2 separate regions of the Homo sapiens genome follow, and region 2 is linked to region 1. Evidence: read pairs that join two places in POLR2A ChIA-PET (ENCODE). Cell type or tissue: B cell. All regions are shown on one strand. Links, peaks and the distances in the headings refer to the core of each region. The heading gives the core; the rest is flanking DNA.

Region 1 (8,238 bases), core at 1,869-5,868:
TTATTGAACAGATTCCTTGACTTGAATCCCAGAGATTCAATTCCAGGTTTAGGAAAAGGTCCAGAAAACTTCAGGTTTAATAAATACTCTAGGTAATTCGGTAGTATTGGGATTTTGGTTGGCATTGTATGAAAACTAGATATTAATTTGGAGGGATTGGCATATTGAAAGTATTAAGTAGTGCTTTCCAGAAATATAGTGTGTCTTATCATTTTTATTAAGTTTTAAAAGTTTCTCTCAGTAAAGTTATTCTTCATTTAGGTCTTGCAGCTTTATAAGCTTGTCACATATGTTTTATGTTTTTTTTGTAAATGGGTTGACCTTTCAGCAATGTGAGAAAGTTTTCTGTTGATTATCTTGAAGATAATTTGTCTTTGATTAGGAATGTGTTCTTTTTTATTTTAGAGATAGGGTCTTACTCTGTTGCCTAGGCTGGAGTGCATTGGCATGATCATAGAGCTCTCTGCAGCCTCAAACTCCTGGGCTCAATTGAGGGATACTTCCTCCTCATTTGGGACCACAGGTGTGTGCCACCACGCCTGACTAATTTTAAAAATTTTTGTAGCAATGGGGGGTCTCACTTCGTTGCCCAGACACGCTTCAAACTCCTGGCTTCAAGCAGTCCTCCTCCCTTGGCCTCCCAAAGTGTTGGTATTACAGGCATGAGCCACTGCATTTGGCGGGAATGCATTATAATAAGCTTATCACTTAGGCCTAAGAATCAAAAAGACAGATCCTACCTAGGAAAGTCTTGGAGTTTGGTATGTTTTTAATGAACTAGTTTCCTCAAGTGCCAGTAAGTCAGGTCCATAGAGAAAGCCATACTCAAGTCATAAAGGTGAGTGTTGCAAGAAATTATATAAGATTTTGGTTGAAAGAAGCGAGAAATGGAGATACCTGCTGGATGCCTGTGAGAAACCTAAGTGTTTCAGAGGTGGGTCGAAGGGGACAGCCTGATTAGGAAAAGTTATAGAAATACATATGTAGTCTCATCAAGGGAGAACATAACTGGTTTTCTTTTCTTAGCTTCCTTTCTGTAGCATAAAAACAAATTATTTTACTCTGAAAACAATTTGTTCTTAGAAAAACTATGATCATGTGTTCTCAAAGGAATGACTGTTAACGGTAGTCTTCCAGCATATCACTTTAGGATGGGCAGTATTCTTTAGGGAAACTCCAACGGATACTTGGAATTCTGACTTGAGAATTTCACTGTAATCATCATTAACCCAAAAGTACACATAACTACTGTCCTTTTAAGTGAAATATATTTTAATATAAACCTAAATGTTTATAAAGATTTACAATATCACTGCCTTCTTCCTTTTGCTGTTGAGAAGTTGATAGTTACTCCAGTTGCTTTCGTGGGTGATTTCACATTGAGGCTAAGTGCTGAATGAGAGAATACAAGCTGAGAGAATTAAAATCTGGGTATCAGTGCTTTTAAGACAAACCTTGTTCTTTTTATGGCACTTACTTTGTCTGAAATTTTAAATGTCTTTCTAGACCGTGCTGACACACATGGAAATATCCATAATAACATTATCAAATTATTTTATTTTGAGATTTTATTAGAAACTTCTAATTGTCTAGAGAACTTTCTACTCCACAGACAAATTAATATGCTCAACATTTCTGAAAAGACAGGGCAACAGTGCCGTTCTAATTTTTACAAGAAGGAATCTGAGGCCAGGTTCCCTTAGAAGCCAATTTACATTGACAGTTTAAAGAAGTGGACATACAAACATATATAGGACCAGAATTAGGAAAAAGTTCTGTTTGCTACATATTTCAATAAAGATATTAAAAAATAACTTGATTGTCCGTTTTTTTTTTGAGAATATCATGAAAGTTCTGTAGACCCTTTCCCCAGAAAAATTTGCATATAAAACCTACATATGGTTTCAGATGGTGCATAGACTTTATGTAAATACCCTTGCATTATATTCGTTGATTTCTTATAATGTTTACAATTTGAAATTGGCATACAGGTTTTGTATTTTAGTTACTTAAATGTTTTTCATAGTGGTTATAGGTATTTATAATCAGCATGAAAATATTAGAAAGTGAAAGTGTATAAGAATTTGTGTTTTTAGCTTACATACAAATGGAGATCCTGCTGTGGATTCAAATGTGTGTATTTGTGTATGTAATTAGAGTTTTACATCCAAGTTTTATCTTAGTATGATTTGGCTTTTGTATCAAAAGTACGTAAGATGTTTGTAAGGCTGTGTCTAGACTTATCTCTGAGTATCAGAATAATCTGACTAAATCTTGCTTACTCATGTGCTATGGTTACAGTGATATGCTATAAATGGGTTATAGGTGTACCAAGATTTGATTTTTCCTTTCACCCCCTCAGAGTAGCCTGGTTGTGGTTGAAGGTCCCTGCCTGCCAACTCAGGTTGAAAGTAGACTTCATTTACCCAGTGGTCTGGCCAAGTTACTGGAAAACAACAATAATAACTAGGTGGTTTTTCATTAGTAGGATAAATACAGATTTAGTCGATGGAATATTAAGTGCGGGGAATAGTGGAAGTCGGTGAGCAGGATATGCCGTACTCTGACAAGGTTGAGCTGTCTTTGCAAAGGAGAAATTATACAAACTTTTACTCTTTCAATTTGAAAGTCTTGTTTGTCTTCAGTAACATCAAGATAAACCTATTTGAACAATTGTAGAGTGTGCTTTTCTTTGGACTCAGGCAGAATGTATAAATATGTATCTGTTTTCTGGGCCATGGTTTGGGTATCAGGTCTTGAAGTAATAGATAGTGGCTCTATGCTGATACTTTGGCTCTGTGATGAGACTTTTCTCAGTAGTCCTATCCTCCCCTTCTGAAGTAATTACAGAAGGCTGTGTTTACTTGGCACTTGAGATAGTTATACAAAGTGCATGCATAAGCATCAACATGTTAGGGCTAGTATAGTGATACAGGATAGTGGTCAGGAGGAGTTAACAAAGCCCATATGGCACACTCTCTATCTTCTGTGACTTAATTACCATGTTTCCTAACCTACCCATACACATTCAGTAATACAAATTTTGGTGGTCTTTGTTTGCTAGTCTTAGACTGTCCTGTATAGTTTTAATTCTACTTTAATGAGCCGTATACTGGAATGTAGTTATGTCTGTAACTTGTTTAGTGTCAGGTTAATTTCTAGATGTTCCAAAAAATACATTTTTTATTTTGTATTCTGTAATAATTTCATGTTAATACTTTAAATTGGAATAGTTTAAACTACAGCTGTCTTTAAAGCTTGGAGATAGAGCTCTTTTTAATAAAATTAGAATGTGTATTATAAACATCTAAAAAATGGCAAACTCAACTCATGTTAATGGTTTTAGATTGAATTGCTTTGTTTGTATACAAGTGTTTAAATACAATAAATGTAATATTACATTTATTAAGTATCAAATGTAAATACCGAAATTGTATTTCATGTAGAGAAATTTTTAGAGGATGAATACATTTAAACATTTAATAGACCTTTCCTTTCAGTGTATTTCAAAAGTTTTAACAAAGATTTTCTGTTCACCCTAATAGCAGTTGTCTAAAATATTTTTAAGATGGAGGTAGCTTATTCCATAATGCTCAATGAACTTTTCTTCCTTTACTTGTTGTTGGTGTTTTACCTGTTGGTTATTCCCCTGCAGTCTCTCTGTGTAATGGATCTATGCACAAATTACCCATAGCTCTATTTCTGTAAACCAGGCTTCCTTGCTTCTATTGTAGACATGATATCTAACTATTAAAATCTATTTTTAGATTTTTACAAACCTGAATTTCTCACCAAGTCAGCTTCTCTTGTTTGAATAGGTGGCCCAATCCTAGATACTCAAGTGAGAAATGAATTCACTTGCCATGTCTTTTCTGTGAATTATCTTTATTGCCTGGATGGTTGAAGTAGCTGTGTGTGTGTGTGTGTGTGTGTGTGTGTGTGTGTGTGTCATAAGTAACAGAGAAATAACTTTCCATTGTAAGATAAACAGTGTAAGGCAAAAGTTGTTTAACCTTCCCTACCCCTACTCCCCTCTTAACAGTCGCTATGTATTGTTTTGAGACCTTTTTTCTTTATACTGAAATAGCTTTCTAATTTGTCTCCCAATTCTGATCTTGACTCCTTGTCAATCTCTTCAAACGGTGCTTTCTCATTATAGGTTTAATTCTTTTTCTTGCTTTGTTTTGGAATGCTTAAGGTTCTCTTTTCTCCATTTTATTTCTTGCCCTCTGCTATCTGGAAGACATATATACTTTTTCTGTTGTTTTAGTGGTGGTTTATCCCAGTAAGACTAAAGTTATAACTCTGTGCCTCACCTGTGTAAGAACCTTAGAATGCTCTAACTCCTGTCACTGTCTTCTCTCCTCTTGAGAGGATATGCCATTGTTCTTATGATATGACATTGTTTGTGATTTTACATCTATCGTCACTTTTTAAAAAATCTACAGTTTAGAAATTAGGCTTATTTTACAAGCCAGTGTTTAACAGCTATGATCTTTGTGACTCTTTCTTGTATGTTGAGAAAGAAGGTCTTGTATGATCTTCCATCTAGGCTCAATTACTTTCAGTCTGACACTCTCTCCTTTAGTGAAGGCCATTTTTTGTTAGCTTGAGAAGTCTTTATTTTAACTTCATTCTAGAAAGAGTTTTGCTCGATATAGACTTCTCTGCAGATAGTTATTTTCTTTTAGCATTTGAAGGTGTCATTTCACTGCCTTCTTCGTTTTGCTGTTGAGAAGTTGGTAGTTGTGGGCAATTTCACATTGAGGCTAAAGTGCTTTGTGGGTCTAGACTTTATGTGGTGATCCCAGTGTGACCTTCTTACTCTTATGTTGGCCTTTGGCTGTCATCCAGTTTATGGATTGATGCTTTCTTCTTGTTTTTGTCTCGAAAGAATTGTCTTGATCTGCTTCCATGATTATTTTGTCCAGAATTTTAAACACTGCTTTTCCAGGAAAGCTTTTTCTGAACCTGTAATCTGCCACGTTTCTAGGAGCAGAAATTGCAATTTAAATTTTAACATAGTCAAACTTACAAGTTTTCATCTTTTTGATGTTTTTATACCTAAATAAGAAATTATTTTCTACCTTGAAGTTATACATACAGTCTCCTAAATATATGTATTAAGACCTGGAATGTTTATCTTTTAATAGTTATATCTTTAAGTCATCTGAAATTTGTATTTGATGTGTTATGAGGTAAAGATCAAATCCCTCTGACTACCCCAGTTGTTATAGCCAAATGTTTACTGGTTCCTTCCCCAATGATCTCTGATGTCATTTATCAACTTTTTGTAGTTTTTATGTATACACAACTCTGTTTTTGAGCTTGCTCTATTATATTCTATAGTCCTTTGTTTATCTCTGCACCATTATTATATAATCGAATCAGCATTTATAATCTTTTTTTTTTTGTTCTCTTTTTTGTTTTTTTGAGGCAGAGTCTTGCTCTGTTGCCCAGGCTGAAGTGCAATGGCACATTCCTGGCTCACTGCAACCTCCGCCTCCCAGGTTTATGCAGTTCTCCTGCCTCAGCTTTCCAAGTTGCTGGGATTACAGGCGCCTGCCACCACGCCCAGCTAATTTTTGTATTTTTAGTAGAGATGGGGTTTCACCATGTTGGTTAGGCTGGTCTCGACCTCCTGACCTCAAGTGATCCACCCTCCTCGGCCTCCCAAAGTGCTGGGATTGCAGGCGTGAGCCACCACACTGGGCCAGAGTTTATAATCTTGATAATTGTTAAAGTGACTAACCCCACTTCATCTTATTCCTTTAACATTCCTTTATATTTTATATAAAAATATATATACCCCCCTCCTTTTTTGGTAACTTCTTTAATGTCTTTTATTAAAGTTTTATAATTCCCTCATAAAGCTCTCACGTGTCTTCTATTTGATTTAATCCTTGATTTTTAAAAATTGCTATTAAAAATAGTAGCTTTATTTTTGTTTCAGTGTCTCTTGGTTACTTTTTTTGGGGGGGATCAGAGTCTTGCTCTGTCACCCAGGATGTAGTGCAGTGGTGCAACCTCAGCTTACTGCAACCTCTGATTCCCATGCCTCAGCCACCTGAGTAGCTGGGATTACAGATGTGTACCACCACTCCCTGCACATTTTTGTATTTTTAGTAGAGATGGGGTTTCGCCATGTTGTCCAGGCTGGTCTTGAACTCCTGGCTTCCAGTGATCCACCCACCTCAGCCTCCCAAATTGCTGGGATTACAGGTGTGAGCCACCATGCCTGGCTGTTTACTTTTTAATAGGAATGCCATTACTAGAGAATTACTTTCCTGAGCAAATCTGATGAATATCAACCTTTGATTAACATTTTTCTGTTGTTTTCTAATCTCCTGTAGGGTGAGTTATGAACCTAAGAGCATAATATATGATGATCCTTCATGATTAGGATCATGTGTACCTTTTTATCATGCCTCATCTCCCATAACTTCATATTCTGAGATCTGTGCTTCAGTTATATAGAACTAGTTTCAGTCTGGAACTGAATCTCTTATACTCTGATTTTTTAAATTATTGAGACATAATTAACATATCATAAACTTTACCCTTTTAAAGTATAAAACTTAGTGATTTTAGTGTATTTACTTTGTTGTGAAACACCACCACTAATTCTAGAACATTTTCATCAACCCCCAAAGAAACCCGGTAGTCATTAGAACTTACTTTCCATTCCTCCCTCCCCACCCCAAACTCTTGTAATCACTAGTCTATTTTCTGTCTCTATGGATTTGTCTATTCTGGGCATTGCATGTAAATGGAATCATATGATAATGTGGCCTCCTGTGCCTGGCTTCTTTCATTTAGCATGTTTTAAGTTTCATTCATGTTTTAACATGCATTCATTCTTTTTTATGGCTGAATATTCCTTTATATGAATAATACATTTTGTTTATTAATCAGTTAGTGGACATTTAGCTTGTTTTTGCTTTTTGGCTATTATGAACATTTACGTAAAATTTTTTGCGTGGATATATATTTTAGATTGTTCTACACTTGATACCTAGGAGTAGATTTTCTGAGTCATATGGTAGCTTTATGTTTAACTTTTTGAGGACCTACTATATTTTTCCATAATGGTTGCACAATTTTAATTTCCCACCAGCAATTTATGAGGTTTTCCAATTTCTTCATATCCTTGCCAACATGTCTTCTGTCATTTTGATCATAGCCATCTTAGTATGAAGTGGTATCTCATTATGGTTTTGATTCATCAGTCAGGTTCCTAATGACTGATGTTGAGCATCTTTTCATGTGCTTATTGGCCATGTGTGTATCTTTTTTTTTTTTTGGACAAATTTCTATTCTGCTTTTTGTAAAATTGGGTTGTCTTTTTATTGTTCAGGGATAAGCGTTCTTCATAGATTCTGGATACTAGATTTTTATTAGATATAGAATTTGCAAATATCTTCTCCCATTATTTGGATTATCTTTTTGCTTTCTTGATAGTGTCTTCAAAAATTTTAAATTTTGATGAATTTTAATTTATTATTTTTTGGTTGCATATGCTTTTGATATGTTAATGTCAAAAAATCATTGCCTAATCCAAGGTTTGAAGATTTACACCTATGTTTTCCTCCAAGAGTTTTATAATTTTAGCTCTTATTTAGGTCTTTGTTCCATCTGGAGTTAGTTTTTGTATATGATGTGAGTTATAGGTCAAACTTCATTCATTTGCATGTTAATAGCCAGTTGTTCCAGCACCATTTATTGAAAAGGTTAGTCTTTCCTCATTGAATTCTTTTGGCACCCTTGTTGAAAATCAATTGATCATAAAAGTATGGGTGAATTTCTAGGCTCTGAGTTCTTTTCCATGATCTACATAAGTGTTACCTTCTACCAGTACCACACTGTCTTGATTGCTGTAGCTTTGCAGTACATTTTGAAACTGGGAAGTGTGAGTCCTCTAACTTTGCTTTTTTTCAGGTTGTTTTGGCTGTTTTGGGTCCTTTGAATTTTCATATGTATGTTTGGATGAGTTTGTTCAGTTCTGAAAGACAGGGATTTGATAAATAATTTTTGAAGTATTTCAATCCAGTCTTTCAGTCTATGAGTGAGGAATGTCTGTTTATTTAATAGGTCCTTAATTTCTTTCAATGATGTTTTATAGTTTTCAGCATACAAATTTTTATTAAGTTTATTACTAAATATTTTATTATTTCTGATACCTTTGTCAATAGAAGTGTTTTCTTAATTTATTTCAGATTGTTCATTGCTAGTGTATAG
Region 2 (8,238 bases), core at 2,588-6,587, 990 kb before region 1:
TCTCATTCGTCTCTGACTTCCTCATAGTCAATCATTGACTTATCACTTTATATTTTAACTTTTTTTAAAAGGCCTCCTTCTTCCCAGTCCCATCTCCTCAACTGATGGTGAATACCTCAACTAGATTAATCTTAAAAAATTAACTTCAGGCCGGGCACAGTGACTCACGCCTATAATCCCAGCACTTTGGGAGGCTGAGGCCGGCGGATCACCTGAGATTGGGAGTTCGAGACCAGCCTGACCAACATGGAGAAACCCCATCTCTACTAAAAATACAAAATTAGCCGGGCGTGGTGGCGCATGCCTGTAATCCCAGGTACTCAGGAGGCTGAGACAGGAGAATCGCTTGAACCTGGGAGGCGGAGGTTGCAGTGAACCAAGATCGTGCCACTGCACTCCAGCCTAGGCAACAAGAGCAAAACTCTGTCTCAAAAAAAAAAAAAGATTAATTTCAAACTGCCACCAACCTGTTCAAAATCATTCCATGGTTCCCAATGTCTTTAATAGTAGTACTGATAATTATGATATTCTAGAGCTACATCTTGCAGTATCTATTAATCAAAACAATTGTTTAGGTAATGAATGTTCTATAAAATACCTAAAGCAATATTACAACATACAATTTGTGTATTAAGAGAACCCAAGTTATGGATTTAAAAAACACCTGCTGCTCTAGAGTTGAAAGCTTTGTATCAATGACTCCAGAACAAAATTAAAATTCCTTACCAAGATATTCAAGCCCCTCCACGATCATTCTCCAATTTGCCTTATTAACCTCATGTTCCCACTCGAGCCCTAGAAGTTAACCAGAAATTTACTTACTTTCCCACTCACCACCACCCCTGAACCTGGACTCATTTTTCTGCAACTATAGATCTGCTGATATGATTTCCATGTCTGTAATGCCATTTAATTATTCATTCATTTAATAAACACTTTCAAATTCCCAACTATATGCCAAACTCTGTATTAAGCCCCTACTATGTATCAAACACTTGAGCTACAAAGGTAAGGCATATATCATCTATGCCCTTAAAAACCTCACAATCTTTTGTATTTTTAATAGAGAGGGGATTTCACCATGTTGGCCAGGATGGTCTCGATCTCCTGACCTGGTGATCCGCCTGCCTTGGTTAGCTGGGCATGGTGGTGTGTGCCTGTAATCCCAGCTACTCGGGAGGCTGAGGCAGGAGAATCGCTTGAACCAGGGAGTCAGAGGTTGCAGTGAGCCGAGATCGCGCCACTGCATTCCAGCATGGCGACAGAGTGAGACTCCATCTCAAAAAAAAAAAAAAAAATCCTACAATCTAAGGCTACAGGGAGAGGATCTGTTGAGCTCAGGAATGCAAGGTCAGCCCGGGCAACATAGCAAAATCTCCATCTCTTAAAAAAAAAACTCACAGTCTAACGCAAAACGGAGACATAAACCCAAGTTAAACACAAGGCAATGTAGTAAGTGTTATGAATGAAGAATGCACAGAATGCTAGAGGAGCACAGAAAAAGTTCATAAAGCAAGGACTACAAGTACCAAGTAAGGTTTCCCAAAGTAGGAAGTACCAGAGGCAGATTATTAAAGAAATCAATGAGGTCATAAAGTATAAGGTATTGTAGGCATATATAAAGCACAGACCACGCTGTAAGTCACTCACTACAGCTAGGCTAGGGAATATGTGAGAGAGAGTAGTAACAAATACGAAAACTAGAAAAGTAAGCAAAGACAAGATCATCAAGGGCCTTACACATAATGCTAAGAAATTTGCATCTTATTTAAAAGTAATAGGAAGCAGCAAGATATCTTAGGAAGTACACAGGTTTAGGTATTCCAATGGCCTCAATCTGTCACTTACTTGACCTTCATCAAATCTGCCTCTCTAAGCTTCAATTTCCTCAACTGTGAAGTAGAAATAATATCAACTTTACCAGGATTGTTACAAGAAGAAATGAGTTAGTTCACGTAAATCTCCTTGCATAGGGGTCAGTCAATAAGCTGCATCCAGACTGATTTGGCAGCAAAGAATGGTTTTTACATTTTTAAAGGATTGTGAAAAAAGAATTACAACAAAAATTAAAGGATTGTTAAAAAACAAAAAAATTACAGCAAAAAAGAATATGCAACAGAGATCTTGCATGACCCAAAAAGCCAAAATATTTACATCTGTCCCTTCATAGAAAAAAGCTTGCTAGGCCTGGCGAGGTGGCTCATTCCTGTAATCCCAACACTTTGGGAGGCTGAGGCAGGTGGATCATTTGAGGTCAGGAGTTCGAGACCAGCCTGGCCAACGTGGTGAAACCCCATCTCCACTAAAAATACAAAAATTAGCCGGGTGTGGTGGTGTGCGCCTGTAATCCCAGCTTCTCGGGAGGCTGAGGCAGGAGAATCGCTTGAACCTGGGAGGTGGAGGTTGCAGTGAGCTGAGATCGTGCCACTGCACTCCAGCCTGGGTGAGAGTGGGACTCTGCCATCTCAAAAAAAAAAAAAAAAAAAGAGAAGAGAAAAGAAGAGAAGCTTGCTGTCTCCTATCCTAGCCCACAGTAGGTAACCAGAAAACAGTAACTATTATTATTAAAGGACTGTAAGCAGAGAATTTAAGCAATGTGGGATGAATTTTACAAGGATTTCTCTGGTGACAATGTGTACAAAGGAAAAGATGTTAAAGGAGATATAATGGAAGTTGTAGACTAGCAAGGAAGATATTACAGTAGTCTATTAATTTTTTCCCTGCCTTTTTTCTCATCATAAAGGCAAGAGCAACATCTATCTCCTCTCTTACTTATCCCTGTAGTTTAAAATCCATATGTACTCTGTATGTCATAGCACTTAATGTTAGTCACTTAGCATATTCTGCCTTCACCTGTTTACTAGATCCAGACTTAAACATCCTATAAATGTAAGCATTATAGTATAAGAGTGTTTTAAATTCAAATAGATCTGGTTGTAATCTTGGGCACGTTAATTAACTTCTTTCCTAATAAGAAACAGTAATAGTGTACGTGTATTGTTTTTTAGTTTGGTTTTTTACTACAGATGTGCCAGGTAGTGTCCTAAATACTTTACAGGACTACATCATTTAATCCTCACAAAACTCTACGAGATAAGGAATATTATCTCCCTATTACAGATGAGAAAACTGAAGCATAGAGAAGTTAAATGAGTTTCCGTAGAGCTGGAAAGTGGAGGACCCAAGGCTCACTTTCTTAACCAGCTTCAGAATGAGAATCATACTGCCTCTCTCATAGGATTTTCATGAAGAATAATTTAGATTACACATTTAAAGGGAAGGAGGGGAGTGGCTTTTCACATTCCTTGGTACTCAGTAGTCAAAAAAATATTAGCTCCATTCCCTGGTAGAAAGATTATTCTACATTTCTTTTTATTCCCCAGAACCCTGAATACAATAGTCTATAACAAATAGAAGCTTAATAAATATTAATTAACAGGTTATATTTTGGTGATTCAAATTCTGACAGTGTTTCAAGGCTACCATTCTGTATATAACTCACATTATGTTGTTTCATAAAATTATATGTAGATATTGCAGAAGATTGTACTAAATATGAACCTATAGAAGAATATACCCTGTTAAGTAATTTCTGAGTTTTGCTTTGTTAAATATGATAAACATTATGATCAGAAAGCAATGGATATATGAGATTCCAACAAAGTCTTTGTATAGAGAGACATTAAGGTTGGGATATACTAAATTTAGTTCTATTCTTTTAGCAGTATTTGTAGCTGGTATTATGTAACTCTAATTTATGTTACTCATTTAGGAAATCTATTTAAGTAATATGGGAAAGAGAAAAATAGAGTTTAAACTTTAAGATTAGAGAGGGAGGTTCTCTCTGCAAAAGATGAATATAAGGAACATAAAGTGTTTTAATCTCTATTTTGTGTCACCAATTTCAATTGTTAATAAATGAAAACAATATTTGAAAGCCCCAAATTACCAGGCATCTATTCAGTACAAATGACGAGTTTCTCATTTGTCTTATTTATTAGACTACTTATTTCTTTAAAAATAATAATAAATTGTATCTGTATCAAAATTTTAAAGCGGACTAAAAATAATGAAAACTAATAAACCTGTTACAAAACAAAAATTCTATTACCACTTTCCAATTTCACCTGTTAACAGGAATATTCTTAGCTAAACTCAAAGTTATCTTAACTTCTGAGAACTATACATGAAAGACAAAAATAAAAATTTTTAAAAATATTTATCTGATCAGAATGTGGATGCATGGGAACACAATTAAAATTTCAAAAAGTAAACAAAGGGTAATCACCACATCAAAGTGAAACACAACTTTACCTTACTGAGCAAAGTTTCATATGAAATTTGTTAAATTTTTTAGAAAATTATAAAGAAAACTTGTAAAAACAAAGCCATTGATGCTGAAATGTTTAGGGTGGGAGAATGTCAGCTGACAGCTAGATTCAAAGTACATTAAACTAAACATAAAATTTTTTATTAACCATACCCCCAATATGGCAAAGGTTTGCTTACTTTTTAAATTTTTTAATTGGCACATAATTGTATATATATATGGGATACACAGTGATGTTTCCATACATACAATGTGTAGCGATCAGATCAAGGTAATCAGCATATCCATCATCTCAAACATGTATCATTTCTTTGCATTTGGAACATTCAATATTTTCCTCCTAGCTATTTGAAACTACATAATAATATTGTTAACTATAGTCATCCTACAGTGCTACAGAACACTAGAACTTACTCCCCCATCTAGCTATAATTTTGTACCCTTTAACAATCTCTCTCCCTAGCCCTCTTCCCCCTACCCTTTCCAGCCTCTAGAATCCTCTTTTCTACTTTTTACTTCTAAGAGATCGACTTTTTTTGGCTTCCACCTAGAAGTGAGAATACGTGGTGTTTTACCTTTCTGTTCCTGGCTTATTCCACTTAACACAGTGTCCTCTAGTTCCATCCAAGTTGCCAAGAATGACAGGATTCCATTCTTTTTGAAGACGGATTTCATTCTTTATGGCTGAAGTATTCCACTGTGTTCACTTCTTTGTAAGTCCATGGTTGGCACTTCATTTATGATTTAGTATCTTCTCTGATGCCCTCCAAACCTAGCTATCAAGCTATTCAGTAAGAAATTCTCCACACAATTTTTAGTATTTTTCAAAAGAAAGGATACTTCCACTGCTCAAAAAATCTTAATTATACAGATCAGTAAAAGATTAAGTGCTCTCCAAATGTGCATGTGGACTGATGGGAAGATGATTAAAGATCAAGAAAGGGTCGGGCGCGGTGGCTCACACCTGTAATCCCAGCACTTTGGGCAGCTGAGGCGGGCAGATCACAAGGTCAGGAGTTCGAGACCAGCCTGGCCAACATAGTGATCTCTACTAAAAGTACAAAATCCCGTCTCTACTAAAAGTACAAAAATTAGCCTGTAGTCCCAGCTTCTCAAGAGGCTGAGGCAGGAGAATCACTTGAACCTGGGAGGCGGAGGTTGCAGTGAGCTGAGATCAGGCCACTGCACTCCAGACTGGGCGATAGAGCAAGACTCCGTCTCAAAACAAAAACAAGAAAGGAATGGGGAAGAAAGGGAGAGGGAAAAAGAGGAAAATCTAGCCCCTCTTCCTCCAGCAAGATAAGCATTATTATCTGCCCCTTATTACCTGACATAGCATCTTTATTTTTCTAATCCACATTTCACAATTCTCTCAAAACTCAATCCTAACACTCTCTCACAAACACACACACTCACACAAACAAACACTCAACAATCTAGGAAATGAACTTCCTCAACCTGATAAAGGCTATTAATGAAAAACTTATAGCTCACTACTTTCCGCACACTGCCTGCCTATGGGCTAGCCTTTCTCCGCAAGGAGCAGTTTAAAAAAAAAAAAAAAAAAAATCACAGCTAACATCTACTTAATGGCAGAAGATGGAATGTTTTCCCCCTAAGACTGGGAACAAGACAAGGATTGCTGCAACTCAAGTGACTTCTCTTGACATTTCTTTTCAGTAATGTTCTGGAGGTTCTATCCAGGGCAATTAAGCAAGAAAAGGAACTAAAATGCATCCATATTGGAAAAGCAGAATTGAAACTTCATTTGTTTGCAGGTGACATGATATTTGTATGTAGAAAATCTTATGGAATCCACTTAAAAACTATTAGAACTGGCCGGGTGCAGTGACTCACACCTGTAATCCCTGCACTTTGGGAGGCTGAGGCAGGTGGATCACGAGGTCGGCAAGACCAGCCTGGCCAACACAGTGAAACCCCATCTCTACTAAAAATACAGAAATTAGCCAGGCATGGTGGCAGGCACCTGTAATCCCAGCTGCTCAGGAAGCTGAGGCTGGAGAATCACTTGAACCCAGGAGGCAGAGGTTGTAGTGAGCCAAGACAGTGCCATTGCACTCCAGCCTGGGCGACAGAGTGAGACTCCATCTCAAAAAAAAAAGAAAAAAAAAACTATTAGAACTAAGAAATTCAGCAAGGTTGGAGGATACGAGATCAACAAACATAAATCAAGTGTATTTTTATGCACTTGTCATGCAAAAACCCCCCAAATTTTTTTTAATTCCATTTACAATATCATCTGGAAGAATAAAATACTTGGGAAGAAATGCAGCAACAGAAGTATGAAACTTATATTCTGAAAACTATGAAACACTGTTGACACTTAAAGACGATCTAAATAAATAGAAAAACATCCCATGTTCATGGACAGGAAGCCCTAATATTCAGATGGCAATGGTCCCAAAATTGATGTACAGATTTAACACAATCCCCATCAAAATTCCAGCTGACTTCTTTGCAGAAACTGACAAGCTGATCCTAAAATTGATATGGAAACACAAGAGATTCAAATAGCCAAAACAATCTTGAAAAAGAAAAAAAGAGTTTTTCATTTTTTCTTCTCAAAAGGAAAAACTTTGAGAGGTTTGAGGACTCAGACCTCTCAATTACAAAGCTACAGTAGTCAAGACCATACTAGTATAAGGATAAACATATAAATCAATGAAATAGAATTAAAAGTCCAGAAATAAATCCTCCACACTTACAGTTAATTAATTTTGGACAGGGGTGATGATACAATTCAATGGAGAAAGAACAGTCTTTTCAATAAATGGTACTGGGGCAACTAAGTACCCACAGGCAAAGAGATATTAGACTTCTACAACAGACCATGTACAGAAATTAATTCAAAATGGATCAAAGATCTAAATGTAAGAGTTAAGGCTATAAAACTCTCAGGACAAAACAGGGAAGTAAATATCTGTGGCCTTAGATTAGATATATTAGATAGATTAGAAATAGATTAGATATAGATTAGAAATAGATATATTAGATAGATTAGCTAGATTAGAAACAAGAAGTCATTATTTCTTAGATACGACACCAAAAGCACAGCAAAAATAATAACAAGAATTTCACTTCATCAAGCTAAAAACGTTTGTGCCTCAAATGACACCATCAGGAAAATGAAAAGACAACTCACAAAATGGAGGAAAATATTTGCAAATCATATATAAGGGACACATCTAGAGTATAAAAAAGACTCTTACAACTCAATAATTAAAAAACTCATTATAAAAATGGGCAAAGAATTTGAGTCTTTTCACACACTTCTCTCCAAAGAGGATATACAAATGTCCAACAGCACATAAAAAGCATCATTAGCCATCAGGGAAATGCAAATCAAAACCAGGATCAAATCACACCTGCTAGAAGAACTATGATGAAAAAAGGAGATAATAACAATTGTTGGCATGAAGTGGATAAATTAGAGCTCTCATACACTGCTGATGGAAATGTAAAATACTGCGACTGCTTTGGAAAGCAGTCTAGAAGTTCCTCAAAAGTTTAAACACAAAGTGGTATATGTTCCAGCAATTCCACTCTTAGGTACACACCCAAAAGAATTCAAAACATACATACATAAGAACTTGTACATGAATGTTCACAGCGGCATGATTTATAATGATAGCCAAAAAGTCTATGTCCATCAGCTCATGAATAAGATAAATGTGGTGTATTCTTATGCTGACATACTATTCAGCCATTACAAGAATGAAATACTTGCTATGACACGGATGAACCGTGAAAACACGGTAAGTGAAATATGCTTATCATAAACGACCATATATTAAGATTGCATTTGTACAAAATGTCCAAAATTGGCCAAATCTATAGAGAAAGGAAGTAGTAATTGCCTAGAACTAGGGGCATAAGAGAATGAAGGG

The links. Peaks named below come from ENCODE experiments on the same cell type or tissue, not always from the same donor. Only the 100,000 strongest peaks of a DNase experiment are listed, where the experiment ranks them.
Region 2: POLR2A ChIA-PET joins it to region 1 with 5 read pairs; 2 of 35 experiments call an interaction of 5 or more read pairs at or near these places.

Annotation. Positions count from the first base shown.
Region 1 is chr4:78,797,435-78,805,672 of GRCh38, forward strand. All of the region lies in intron 1 of BMP2K (BMP2 inducible kinase), which reads left to right. All of the region lies in intron 2 of LOC105377299 (a long non-coding RNA gene), which reads right to left. It overlaps LOC124900722 (a long non-coding RNA gene), which reads left to right. Exons shown (of 2, transcript XR_007058153.1): 2 at 1-1,814. Among named protein-coding and RNA genes, the nearest start is that of BMP2K, 25 kb to the left of the region's middle. In B cell, for the core only: no CTCF peak of the experiment used is centred there; no DNase peak of the experiment used is centred there; H3K27ac peaks cover 3,413 bases.
Region 2 is chr4:77,805,996-77,814,233 of GRCh38, forward strand. All of the region lies in intron 1 of CNOT6L (CCR4-NOT transcription complex subunit 6 like), which reads right to left. Among named protein-coding and RNA genes, the nearest start is that of CNOT6L, 9.3 kb to the right of the region's middle. In B cell, for the core only: no CTCF peak of the experiment used is centred there; no DNase peak of the experiment used is centred there.